2 separate regions of the Mus musculus genome follow, and region 2 is linked to region 1. A link is a loop called in an ENCODE intact Hi-C map of the cell type or tissue named here. Cell type or tissue: heart. All regions are shown on one strand. Each heading gives the region's core, and the rest is flanking DNA. Links, peaks and the distances in the headings are about the cores only.

The links. Peaks named below come from ENCODE experiments on the same cell type or tissue, not always from the same donor. Only the 100,000 strongest peaks of a DNase experiment are listed, where the experiment ranks them.
Region 2: it touches region 1 in a loop (2.8-fold over the local background); 2 of 42 quality-filtered maps call a loop at or near these places.

Annotation. Positions count from the first base shown.
Region 1 is chr11:50,824,772-50,831,548 of GRCm38, reverse strand. Zfp354c (zinc finger protein 354C) reads left to right here and starts at 3,818. Exons shown (of 5, transcript NM_013922.4): 1 at 3,818-3,970; 2 at 5,039-5,123. The coding sequence starts at 5,091. It also overlaps a transcript of Zfp879 not described here. In heart, for the core only: no CTCF peak of the experiment used is centred there; a DNase peak (open chromatin) is centred at 3,778; H3K4me3 peaks cover 1,744 bases; H3K27ac peaks cover 1,259 bases.
Region 2 is chr11:50,884,051-50,890,827 of GRCm38, reverse strand. Zfp454 (zinc finger protein 454) reads left to right here and starts at 3,327. Exons shown (of 6, transcript NM_172794.3): 1 at 3,327-3,462; 2 at 4,330-4,459. The coding sequence starts at 4,427. In heart, for the core only: no CTCF peak of the experiment used is centred there; a DNase peak (open chromatin) is centred at 3,217; H3K4me3 peaks cover 1,623 bases; H3K27ac peaks cover 1,297 bases.

The DNA of each region.
Region 1 (6,777 bases), core at 720-5,719:
AGGCAGGCTAGGAAGGGCAAACATTTACAATGTAGAATTCTAGTGATGGGCATAAAAATGACAATACCAAAATCCTGCCAGCACTTAGTTGTCTGCCTGTACAAAATTAACAGTTGAAAACACAGAGACACGCCTCAATACAATTTGAGGAAGGTCAGCCCAACAAATTCACTAAGCTGAGAAGAAAACCACCCTGAGTATGTAGGTGTATTATTTCTTGAATTGTCTTCCCACAATTTACCACCTCTGGTTCAGACCCAAAGGCACTCTAAGGCACAAAATGCCTGCCGTCTCCACTTGCTTTTCTCAGAGAGCAATTGCCTTTGCTGTATTAAATTGTGAGGTGAGGTTCCTTGGACAAATGCATTTCAGATTTTATTTTTACACACACACACACACACACACACACACACACACACACACACACACTCACACACACACACGCTTACACACACACGCTCATTCACACACACACACATGCACACATACTCACACACAACACACACACACTCTCACACACACTGACACACACACACACACGCTCACACACACACACACACACACACACAGTTTGTTAGAAATGAGAAATTACTTCACAGTGTAGCACGGTGCTCCCTGTAGCAGATGTGCTCTGTTTATATAGACTTCTCGAGTCAGCTTCTTAAGCCTATGACATTTCTAGAGCTTCCTGAGCCGCGAGAGCCTCTTTTTTCCCTGTTCCCATTCCAGGTAAGCTCAAAGCACATAACAGCACCCTCTCCACTCTTCTCTTCTGCAACCTTCCCTGTGCCTTAGAGCCATACAGATGTCTGTCTGATTGTTGTCTTCCATTCATGGCTTGAGGCTCAGTATACCACAGCAACATTCAGTATTCTTAGTGCCATGACAAACTGTGACCCACAACTACCTCCCACTGGGGAGGGGTGTTTCCCAGGTCAGGAGAAATTGCAATCCCATGGTTAAAACAGTTCTCTACATAGTGAGAATTTTTGTTTCTTTTAAAACATAGTACTGTTTTGGGAATATGTTTTTTTTTTTTTTTAATCCCAGGTGTGGGGCTGCTTCAGACTGTCCACAGCAGCTGACATGATTTGCCTCATGCTCTGGCAGGGTACATGATTCTTCCAGCTGCAGATAGTTTCTGCAAGTGTATGGCGGTTGGAATTCTGAGGACTCTTAAGAGAGTATATAAATACAAGAGCCCCTGAGAGAGATGTGGCAGCTCACCCCTCTCCTGCTGTTTGCATTGCTGGTTTCTGGTTGGCGATATCCTGACTACAAAGATCAAAATTGCCCCCAAGGAGTTCAAAGGTCCTCATCAGCAGGAAGTAGTCTAATGACATCATCACCCCCTCTCCCTCTATCCTTTCTCTCCTACCTAGTGTTGGGGGTTTGGAGGGGATAAGGGTGGGGAAGGTAAGAGAAAAAAAGAACGCACAAAGAAGCCAAAAGTCAGGTTATAGTACCACTCTTGCGAAAGGCCCTGGTTCAATTCCCAGCACTCATGTTGGGTGATTTCTAACTTGCTGTAACTTCAGCTCCAGGGCATGAAAGCTTTTGGCTTTCATGGACATCTAAACTCATATGAGAGTATACACACTTAAAAAAAAAGTTTTCTCCCACAACCAATGTTAATAGCTGCGGTTTTCTATTCCCATAATCTCAAATGGTTCGAAGGTATGTAGTACCTATTAAACAAAATAACAGCAGTAGTTTCCCTTACTGGGGACTAGGATCTCCCCAGCCACAGGTTTTGCCCTGGAAAATAGAAGTTTTCTCCAGTGAAACAGGCTTTAAATGAAAATGGACAATCCTGGCTGTACCCATACTATGTTCGTAGCTGAACAAGAATATTGGCATCGGCTCTACCCCAGGAGCCTGCACAGCTGCTTTTGAGCACTTTGACAATGAGCTAGCACATGGAGATATCTTCCAGCTCAGGCCAAGCCTGAATTCTCCATGCTCCTGCAACGAAAGAACGTGACATCTCCAGCAACAGGAACTCTCATTTAGTTCTGGAAACAAACAAAAACAACAACAAAACCAGAAACAATTGCTTTTGTAGGGTAAGAGGGCCTCTATGGCCAGTGATACTGATAGAGGCAACACATACCTGAAACTGGGATTTTTTTTTCACTCAACAGACTGTGGCTTCTGAGAGAGCCTCGGTTTAGCAATGAAGGGCTATTTAAACACCTTCACTGCTGAGTTTTTGTTGTTCTTTAGGCTGACTTCCCAGATCAGAAATATAAACTTGAGAGAGTTAAGGTTATGTTTTTCTTTTAAACAAACAAACAAAACAAAACAACGAAACCCTAGAGGTTAGAGGTAGGCAGGATCTCTGAAGGTCCATTGCTGTCCCAACCAAATGGAAATTGATTTTAGGATTCAGCAGCTAGCTGGATTTAAAAAAAAAAAATCAAAAGGCATTCAATCAATTACTTTTATTTTTTAATCCTCCTGCTTTCTGAAGCCATCCTGGGATGCACATCAAGGCCCATGTCACATTGTTTTCTGTGTATTGTATACAGTAAAAATAAACTACAATGTGTTTAGCAAATTGTATCTTATATCTTGGGTATCCTAGGTTTGGGGCTAATATCCACTTATCAGTGAGTACATATTGTGTGAGTTCCTTTATGAATGTGTTACCTCACTCAGGATGATGCCCTCCAGGTCCATCCATTTGGCTAGGAATTTCATAAATTCATTCTTTTTAATAGCTGAGTAGTACTCCATTGTGTAGATGTACCACATTTTCTGTATCCATTCCTCTGTTGAGGGGCATCTGGGTTCTTTCCAGCTTCTGGCTATTATAAATAAGGCTGCTATGAACATAGTGGAGCATGTGTCCTTCTTACCAGTTGGGGCGTGGACACTATGCCCCCCCTTAGAATTGGGAACAAAACACCCATGGAAGGAGTTACAAAGACAAAGTTTGGAGCTGAGATGAAAGGATGGACCATGTAGAGACTGCCATATCCAGGGATCCACCCCATAATCAGCATCCAAACGCTGACACCATTGCATATACTAGCAAGATTTTATCGAAAGGACCCAGATGTAGCTGTCTCTTGTGAGACTATGCCGGGGCCTAGCAAACACAGAAGTGGATGCTCACAGTCAGATAATGGATGGATCACAGGGCTCCCAATGGAGGAGCTAGAGAAAGTACCCAAGGAGCTAAAGGGATCTGCAACCCTATATGTGGAACAACATTATGAACTAACCAGTACCCCGGAGCTCTTGACTCTAGCTGCATATGTATCAAAAGATGGCCTAGTTGGCCATCACTGGAAAGAGAGGCCCATTGGACACGCAAACTTTATATGCCCCAGTACGGGGGAACGCCAGGGCCAAAAAGGGGGAGTGGGTGGGTAGGGGAGTGGGGGTGGGTGGGTATGGGGGACTTTTGGTATAGCATTGGAAATGTAAATGAGCTAAATACCTAATAAAAAATGTAAAAAAAATAAACTACAATGATTAGTGATGTGGGCTAGGGTTCTCCTAGAGTTTTGTTTTGTTTTACTTTTTTTGGTTTTAGTCTCGCTATGTAGTCCTGGCTGTCCACATGTAGTCAGTCAGGCTGGCCTGGTACCTATGGGTACCTCGCTCCTAAACCCTAAATTCCACTTTTGTCCTGTCACATCACTTCACCCTCCTAGCAAACAAGTCTGAGGGACTGACTGAGAGAGCAGGGACAGGCTTGCTGGATTTGCAGTGCAACACGACCCGACTCAGCTTTCAGAACGCGCCTGGCCCCGGTGCCTTCTGGGAGGTGTAGTCAGAAAAGACCTCAGGCATGCCGGGAGTAGTAGTTCTCTGGGGCTTCTCCCGGTGGCGGGGCTGCTCGCGGCGTTTTGGGGGGCTCCTGGTGGAGGTGATCCTGACTGTGCTAGGAGAGAGCGTCTGGGGCCGACATCCTCGAGACTGCTCGTGCTGAGAGTGGTGGGAGCGAGCGCCGGCGTCCGTGAGTGGGGTGAAGAGGGGCGACCGGGGCGTAGCGGGCGGTGGGCTTCCCGGCGAGCCCGGCGCGGCCTGGCGACTGCTCTGCGGCCTCAGGCTCGGGGATCTTTCTGCGGGTTTGGCCCTCCACGAAGCGTGGCTGGGACCAAACTGCGGATCCAGAGGCCTGTGCATCTTCTGTAGCATCTTAGCTATGCAGATCATAAAATCAACAGCCGATACCTAGCAGTCTAATCTAACTTAATGAATTAGCGCATCTAATAGCAAGTTACAGGCCCCTTGGCCCTTCATTGTGCCTATGGTGCAGAAGAAGAAACCAAGGCACATTGTGGCCCGAGAGTTCTCTGAGTCTTGATCGGAGCCTTAGACTGAAAGCAGAATTTCCTTCCCATTTGTGATGCTTGCTGTCTTGTCACTTTGGGCAGGCTGTGAACCTCCTGGCTGTCCACCTCAGCCACGTCGACAGCACAGCCCCACCTCTGCTGCACAGAGGACTGGTTCCAGGAATTCCCAAACAGCCAACACTTAAGTTCTTGCGGTAGACAGACACAGCATTTGCAGAGAGCTTGGACACATTATCCTTTGTACTTTAAATCAGTCCTGCCCAACCTTTTGACATTGCCACGAATCTTGTACAAGGTGCTAAAGGGTCTGTAGGTGGGTGTGGAGGGATCAGTGTAAGAAAGAAGAAGAGTGATTAATATACAGAAGGGATGTAGTTTTGGCAGGTTGGCTTTGTCAGTGTTCCTGTCATTTGGTACCATTATGGGTGGGTTTTAAAACTTAATTTATTTTCATGTGTGTATGTTTGTGTCTGTTTGTGTGTCTGTGCCCATGAGCACACAGTACCTAAGGAAGCCAGAGAGGATGTTGGATCCCCTGTAGTTACAAGTAGCTGTGGATAGCCCAATGTGGGTGCTGATAATCAAACTTCTTTGCGAACAAGGGAAGTGCTTTTAATCACACAGCCACTTCTCCAGACCCCTTTGTGGGTGGCTTTACCCTCCTGGCTCCAAGCCTTCCCTTTGTACCAGAATTCCTTACTACACCTTTTTTTTTTTTTTCTTCCCAGGCATATTTGGTCAGCACTCGGCTCTCCTTTGGCAGAAAAACTAAGAAGGGAAATGGCTGTGGATTTGCTGGCTGCCCGAGGCACAGTAAGTGAAGCTTGTCTTTGCATAAATTGCTTTCTGACTCAGATGTGGATGTGTTTCCATTTTCTGCCCCTGCCAATTTTTTCCCTTGCAAAATTAGCATTTAACAGGGGTATGCAAACTCCAGTTTGAAGCTGACCTGCAAAGAAAAGATACAAAAGCCTCCCTCCTCACACTTATCAAAGGATTCTGCCAGGCCCAGCACAGATGATAGCCACCACCTCATAAGACCTCCCAGGTGCTTTCTTTTTTTATACAGGGAGTCCTTCAGATGGAGTGCCTACCCCATTGTGTTAGCCAAAGACAGAGCTGTGAAGGTCTCCCTACCATTGGATCTCTCCTCTGGCTCAATCCCAGAATTCTCTCTTCTCCCTCATGTCCCATTTCCTAATTTCCTGCCTAAACCAAAGGCTTATTTATTATTTATTTTTTAAATTATTTCTATTTTTTATTTTATGTTATTTATTATATTATATTTTATTTATTATTATTATTATTTATTATCAACAGGTACCACATCCATACAGACATAAAACATAATTTAAAATATCTTCTGTGGCCTTCAGTTGCCAGGGAAATTTGGCCCTTTCTTTTGGGTTCTTAACTTCATTAATAAAAGAACCTAGACATGTACTCAGAAGCTTGAAGAAAATGTTATTAGAGGCTGAGAAAAATAACAGTTCAGGCAAGCAGTAAGTCTTGGCAGCTGCCAGGAGGAGTGAGATAGGAACAAGAAAGGCAGGTTCAGCAACGGAGATCAGCAGGCTCCTGATGGGCAAACTGTACATGTTAGGCCTGGTTCTTCCTCCCAGACCCATGCTCTCAGAAGTAAGACTGAGACTCAAAATATAGTTACACATACCTTGGCCATGTAGCTAGGCTCTGCTCTGAATAGATCATAACTAAAATAACCCAATTATTTTAACCTACGTTCTGCCACCTGGCTGGTTACCTGTGCTCAGGTACCATGTGTCTGTCTCCTCACATCTTTCCAAGTGGATCTCTCACCTGGCACTGTCCCAGAACTCTCTCCTCCCAGATGTTACACTTCCTATGTCCTGCCTAAGCCATAAGCCGTCAGATTTATTATTGACAGGTACTACATCCCACAGCAGACAGTTGTGTGGTGGGGGAAGTAGCTTTTGAGAATGGGTGAGAAACCCCAGAATGCCAAGGAAACCATGTTTAGGATTTTGGCCAAAAAGAAAAAAAGATAAATAAAAAGAAAAGTTACAGTTTTTGGAATAACTGAAAGTTGGGCAAGCTCCAAGGTGGCACTGCCCAAAGGCTTCTGGGAAGGCCGAGCACATTATTTCATTAAGGGATAATCACTCCTCCTTGTCTTTAGCCTGTCTTCAAGTGAACCAGAGTTTGGCGGTGAGAAGGTGGATAGAGGCAAACTCTGGCCAGGTGATTGACAGGCCCAGCTTAATTACCTCTTTAATTCTTTTGGAAAAACAATTATTTTTTTTATGTGTATGGATGTTTTGCCTGCATGTATGTCTGTGCACCATGTTGCCAGTTGCCCGTGAAGGCCAGAAGAGTTTGCCATATTCCCCTGGAACTGGAGTTATATATGGTTGTGAGACACTGTAGGTGCTGCGAATTGAAACTGGATCCTCTGAAAGAGCAGCCAGTGCTCTTTACCACTGAACCA
Region 2 (6,777 bases), core at 1,182-6,181, 59 kb before region 1:
CCCTGGAAGTTGACTCCTTTGGATATAGGTGAGGTAGGGCACTTGCCTATATTTACACTAGTTGGCATGAGTTCATCTCTGCCCACCATATTTGACTAGAACAATAACTTAACTACAAACATTTCTATTCACAGTACATAGGATGGAGAACACCTGGTCCCTCCTGAGAAGTAGCCCCCACTTCAGGGTGCCCAAGGGAGTGAGCCAACTGATAGCTGAGCAACAGGATCAATGAAAAATGGCAACCCCCACCCCCAAAAGACCAGTACATCTAGGAAATTCTGGGGGGTTAGTTATTTGAGAGCAGCCAAAGTAACAGGAAATGAAGCTAAAGGAAGGTGTTTCACCCTAATGCAAAGATCTTATTGATAGGCTCTGCAACACAGCGATAGGAACTAAGTAGTAACCAGTCTTGAAGAAGTCAGATTGGTCCTATATAAACTTTAATTTGCATATCCAGAGCTCATAGGGATAACAGACAGGAAAATAGTTTTGGTGTCTCCCAACCCCTTTCTTCCTTAGCCTGGATCCTAATGACAGAAAGTGCATGAGGAAAATGGGTGTGGCCTGGTGAATGCTAGGAACAGTAAGGAAAGCTCCTAAGGGCATCCTAGCTCGAGCCATTTGAGGAGAAAGGTGTCACTACAGTGTGTTTTCAGTTGCTTTAATCTTTAAGACAGTCTCATCCAGGCTGCTGTTAAACTCAATCTGTTGCCTGTCTCTACTTCCTGAGTTGCAGTTGTAGTAGGTATCGAAATCACATATTCATGCAAGCACTCTACCAATTGAGCTACATGCCAGTGCTGTTTAGAGGCTGTGCATGTCTCTCTGTGTGATATACACAGCAGGTGCCTGTGAGTGCACCCACACCCACACACATACATACGGAAGGCTACCCATATGATATTAATTCCCTAATGACTTCACTTAGCCCCAGCAGGAATGAATCAGATAAACAGAAGTTTCACTACTTTCATCAAAGATTTTGGAAGACTTGTCTCCTCCTAGCTAGTCTAGGCACACAGTGTGGATGCTTCATATTCCTTCATTAGCAGGGGTGAGATTTCTGGTCCCACCTGTTTACTGGGGTCTCGCTCAAGGTGCTCCATAATTAGAGACTGTTTCCTCCTTTCTTAATGGTGTAAAACTTGGTGCTCTTGGTTGTTTTAGATAATAAAGTGCTTAGGGAAATACCTAACACAGTTAGTGCTAAATGCTATTTAATTGTCGATACATCTGAAAACTGATGTCTAAATTTACTAGCATGCCATCCAGAACCCACAGCTCCTAGGAGGATCACTAGGCTCTCAAAGCAAATGTCATAGAAAATAACCCATTGGATTAACTGTAACCCATAAGCTTCCCAACAATGCCATGGAGATTTGTTATTAATTATGAAGGATTTAGTCCTTGGGGGAATTGTTCCCAACTAGCTCTTATAACTTAAACTAACCCGTTTATATTAATCTAATCTCTGCCACATAGCTGGTTGCCTCGCCTCAGTTTTACATGTCTGTCTTCCTCCTTGTCTGGATGGAGAACTTTCCATCTCTCGAGTCTGACTGAAGAATCTCTCCTCTGTGTCTCATTGAGGAATCTCACTCCTCAGACTCCCTCCCAGAGTTCCTAACTCTGCCTGGAAGTCCCACCTATCATATCCTGCTTTGCCATAGGCTGTTCACCTCTTGATTAAACCAATCAGAAGGTGTTAGAGGCTTTTACAAAGCAACTAAGACAGGTGTGGCTTAACAATTCCAATGTCTGGGCTGTACTCATATCTCTGCTGGTACAGAAATCACCATTTGAATAATACAAAGACAATCTTACACCATGCACAAAACCGATCATCCCAGCCTTACAAGAGGTGTATACTGGAGGGAGGGTATGCCACACACTGACTGTTGCAGAAAACTCCAAGTCTACTGTCCTTTCTCTCCCTCAACTACACCATAGTCTGGGTTTTTAATTTATTTTGCTGTTGTTTTGGATGAGTTTTGATTGTTAGGAAGCAAGCCAACAAATGCTAAGTCACTGTCCTACGACCATCCCTAGTTTTCACCCTGAATCTGTCCTGCCCAGAACTGACCATAGTCTGCACAGATAAGTTCATCTGTCCACTTGGAACTTCCATTGCTTTCCTTTCACACACAAAATAAATCCACATTTTTACCATGGGGTCAGAACCTCAGAGTCACACACAATGTCATCTTGAGCCCTTTTTTCTTTCCTTGTTCCTGGTGAACATGCTGGTCTTGCTAAGCATCAAATATCCTAAGCCAAATTCTTTGTGGGGAGCTCTTCCTGGGACAGTAAAATCTCCCAAACACCCTGCCCCTTCTCACTCTGAAACCCCTAACTCAGCATTCCTGTCCTTTCATTCACTCCTAATGAATATTTTCTGTTTGATGGACCACCTTCCCTAGTCACACAAAAACTGCAGTGCAGGAGTCACTCTGTTTCAACACTCTCTGCTCTATGCCTTAACCTATATGTGTGTGCCCTAAGTGAGAGAATGACATCTTTAAAGCCCAGGACAGAGCCACTGACATTGTATCCTAAAGGGTGGCCAGCAATCCCAGAAGTGTCAATCTCAAATCATATTTTTTTAATTGAATTTGTTTCACTTTTCTCCCAATAAGAAAGTTCCTCCATGAATACTTACTACATATCCAAAGGCAACTAGACATCTTCAGGGAAAGATTCTGGTACATTACTCGATACTCACAGGCCCCAGCAAAATACAGTCACCAGAAGTAAATCCAAGCTTCTCTATATACTATCCCGTGCTCCCAGAGACACTTGTTTACTCTGCAGAGACTTCCAGGGCCATCGTCCTTCCCCCCCCCCGCACCCCCCTCCGGTAATCCTGCTACCCAAACCCTCACTGCACTCAAGGTCTATCATGCCTCTCCAGTCCAGCTCCAACAGAGGCTGTAGCATTTTTGAGAGCTTGGTACTGACTGTCTTTCAAGACCTTTCTCTGTCGTTAGGCGCTATTACGACGTTCCTGGATGTTCTCTGGCTTTGCTTGCAGATCCTAGAGTCTAGTAACCTTGATAACAGCATCCTGGACCTTTTTTCACTGCTGGTCTCCACAAGACTAGACCACTTGTCTGCCCAGCGATAGGCTAGTGCACCGCAGAGCCTTCTGGGAATTGTAGTTTCGGCCACAAAGTGACTAGGCGCAGGCGCGCTTTATCGCTTTTTGCTCCTGGTCTCCCTCTGAGAAAAGGAGTCCAAAAATCTAAGCGCTGCAGCAGAGAGATTTGTGGGAATTAGGCTTCCCGGCTCCTGGACAAACGCGCAGGCGCGGCTCCGCGTCAAGCAGCAGGCTCCAGCTCATTGTGTCCTGACTACTCTGTCGAGGCTATGCTCTGCAGTGGACAAGCTTCTAAGGGAAGCCCCACGGTGATCTGCAGTGTCCAGAGACTGAAGGTCAGGTCTGGGAGTTGAGAACAGAGGGTACGTAGACTAAGGGTGGGTTGTGGTCCGTTTTGAAAGGCGTGGATCCCACGTCCTTAACTTTGAAGCGCATGTACTGAGATTTGATTCCACACATGGAAGGGACCAGCAGAACTGTTTTGTAGTCGAGCTAAGGGATCCGAACCTGATTGCACGTTGAGAAGGGTTGGTCAGGACCTCTAGCTCATCTTGCTGCAAACTCACAAATACAGTTGCATACAGCTGCTGGTTATATTCCCGGCGTGGCTCCAAGTTCTCTCTGAGGAACTTGAGAAAGGGACACCTTCACTGCAGCCCCTGCACTTGACGAAACTGTGGAGGGTGACTTATGTGAATGATTTCTTCTCCCGGAAACCCGCTCCCTACACTGTCCCATCCGAAACACGAAACAGCCCCCCCCCCACACACACACACACAGAGAGAGAGAGAGAGAGAGAGAGAGAGAGAGAGAGAGAGAGAGAGAGAGAGATCTGGCCGGTTTAACTCCCCTTCCCTTTCAGGAAAAAGTCACCTCTTTGCCTCCTCCTTCCCTCTAGTTGGGATAGAGCTGTCCCAGGAGGAAAGGCTGTCTTAAGACGCCAAAGCATAGCTGCAGGGGAAGGGACAGAGAATGGGTAGAGTTTGAGGACTGGGCCGGGCAAGCTTTCTGCAGGGGAAAGCCAAAGCCACACAAACGGGAAGGCATGCAGGATCTGACTAAAGGAAAGATGCGAAGGAGAGCTGGCATGGGGAGAAGTCACTTTACAGATTGGGTGAGGACAGCTACCTTCAGAGGGAGTATGCACTGGGAGCAAAAGAACAAAGTGAGCCAGGATGTGAATGGTGAGGCGCATCCCTGTGACCTTTGACCCGGCCCTCTCATTACAGGAGTGCAGATGCTTCTAGCCAGAGAACCCCAGCAATTGTAAAGCTCCTCCCCTGCCTCCTTCCTACTCAATGCTCCTCAGCTCACCAGAGAAAAGGAATGGCTGTCAGCCAGCTCCCGGCCCTGGTCCAGGTGAGTCATCACTGTCCAGTGTTGTCCCCCTGTATCCCCAGTTGTGTCCTTGACTTCATTCATTGCTCTAACCAGAAGCTTCCTTTCCAGCCACCCCCAAAGACCCCAGCTGCTCCCTCCCACCACACATCTCCTCCTAGTGAGCTTTAGAGCTTTCTGTAAGGCATGAAAGTGGCACATCTGGGCAGGATTCTAGGTTAGTATAAAATGAAAACCTTTCTACTTCTGTTAGCCAGTAAGATGGTGGTCCAAAATGGTAAAGGCAGGAACTGACATAGGATCTAAAGAAGAAATTTGAACTGTTTCCCGTGAACATGGGGTGTCCTAGACGCCACGTAGTTATTGATGTCTTTTAAAGATAACGTGTAACTTTTGTTTAAGAAGAATATATAGGATTAGTACAAAAATAATTGAAGAACTCTACTTCTATAGGCTAGGGGGATAGTTTTGTGGTAGAATACTTGGTTGGCATGTATAGGGCTCTAAGTTCAGTCTCCAGCACCACACACACACTCTCACAAAGCTGGCACATATACACACACAAAGCTGGGTATGGTGGCTTACACCTGAATTCATAATACTTGGCAGACTGCAGCAAGATTGAAAGTTGAGGCTAACCTGGGCTACATGGAGAGCCTGTCTACAAAGGGCTCAGATCTAAAAGGCATTCTGAGTGGTACCAGTCTCTTTAGGTAAAACCTGTTCTAATTCCTTTTCTTTTAAGTCTTTAACTATCTGGGACAGGGATTTATGGGAGGTCAGAAGCTGGAAGAACCACCAACCAGTTCTAGCTTGCTGACAGCTCATTCTCTTCTTGAGTTTGGTAATCAAAGAGCTTTATTTAGAGGCTGAAAGTTCAAGATTGGGCAGCTCCAGGTTGCAAGGGCTCGAGGCTGCATCATATGTAGCCGATGGCACCACATGACAGGACCGAGAAAGGTGTGGGGAGTTTTGCATGGTGAGAAGAAATGAGAGAGGTCCAAGGTGCTAAATTCACTTTATAACAATGTGCTGCTCTTAATAGCCACTGCAATCCAGAGGGACCTGCCCCATTCCTCCCAATCCTACAAGATGTGCATTAAACCCTTCAGGGAATGGAGCTCCAGGAGACTACTCATGCCACATATAAGCCCCACCTCTTCAAGGTGTCCCACTTCCCAACACATTCACACAGGTACATGGACCTTGGAGGGATAAGCTATATCAGGCATGGCAGTCAAACACTATTGTGTTGTTCACAAGCTACTGTAATTTGGCTGCCATCAGGCAGAAGCGCTTAGGGATAGACAATGTATCAGCTTCATTAGCTGTGTCAGAAACCAGAGATGAGCAATGGTTCTTAGTAAATCTACTCATGGCTTCACTCCAGCCAGTGTTTCTTGGCTCCTTGCTGTGCACGAAGGCTTTGGGTACATGTAACAAACTTAACGAAGCTATCTTAAGCTAAAGCAGGCATTTATCAGAAACACAATACAGAGATACAACAGACTTTGGCTATGGAAATGGAGTCTAGAATATGCTTAGAGTCCCTCCACTTAGATCCTTTGCTTTCTTTTCTGGACTTCCATTTGGACCTTCTTCAGTGCACACTACCTCCCTGGCTTCTTAGCTCAGAAGACCACACTGTGCAAGGTGCTGTTTTCCATGCTATATTCCAGGTTTCTTAGAGAGAATCTGTCCTTGGTCAGAATTTCCAAGGAAGGGATGAGTTGTAATCAAAGAAGACATAGATGGCGTCACAATACAGAAGAATTATTTCCATAGTGTGTGTGCCTCTGTGTGTGTGTGTGTGTGTGTGTGTGTGTGTGTGTGTACACTCACACGTGTGTTTGGGTGAGTAGATGAGAAGGAAAGCTTACTGAAAACAGTGAGCATGTGCCATAGAAGGACTCTGCCCATTCTGAGAAGTGCTTCATGGAGCTGTTTGGTGTTCATGTGAACACACAGAGGGCATTTCTGAAAACCAGATAGTTTGGGTGAGCCGTTCAGCCTGGCCTCCTAATTAATCCAGGGATGCAGAAACACAAAACAGGTGAGGGTGCTGCTGGTGAAACGTGACATACTATTCCACAGGAAAGAGTGTATGGAGGTGTATGCTAAGATAATGATTTAAAAAGAGGACATTAGGTGTATCAGTGTGGTTTGCTGTCATTATCAAGTGTTAGCCCTGTACAGTACTGTGTGCTGTATGCTTTTACACTTCTGCCAGTGCCCTTTGTTTATCTACACCACCATGAGTAAGAACATAGCAATATGTGTTGTGCTGAGACTTTACACAGCTACATTAGGGCTGTGGAAAGACTGGGAGACGTGGACCC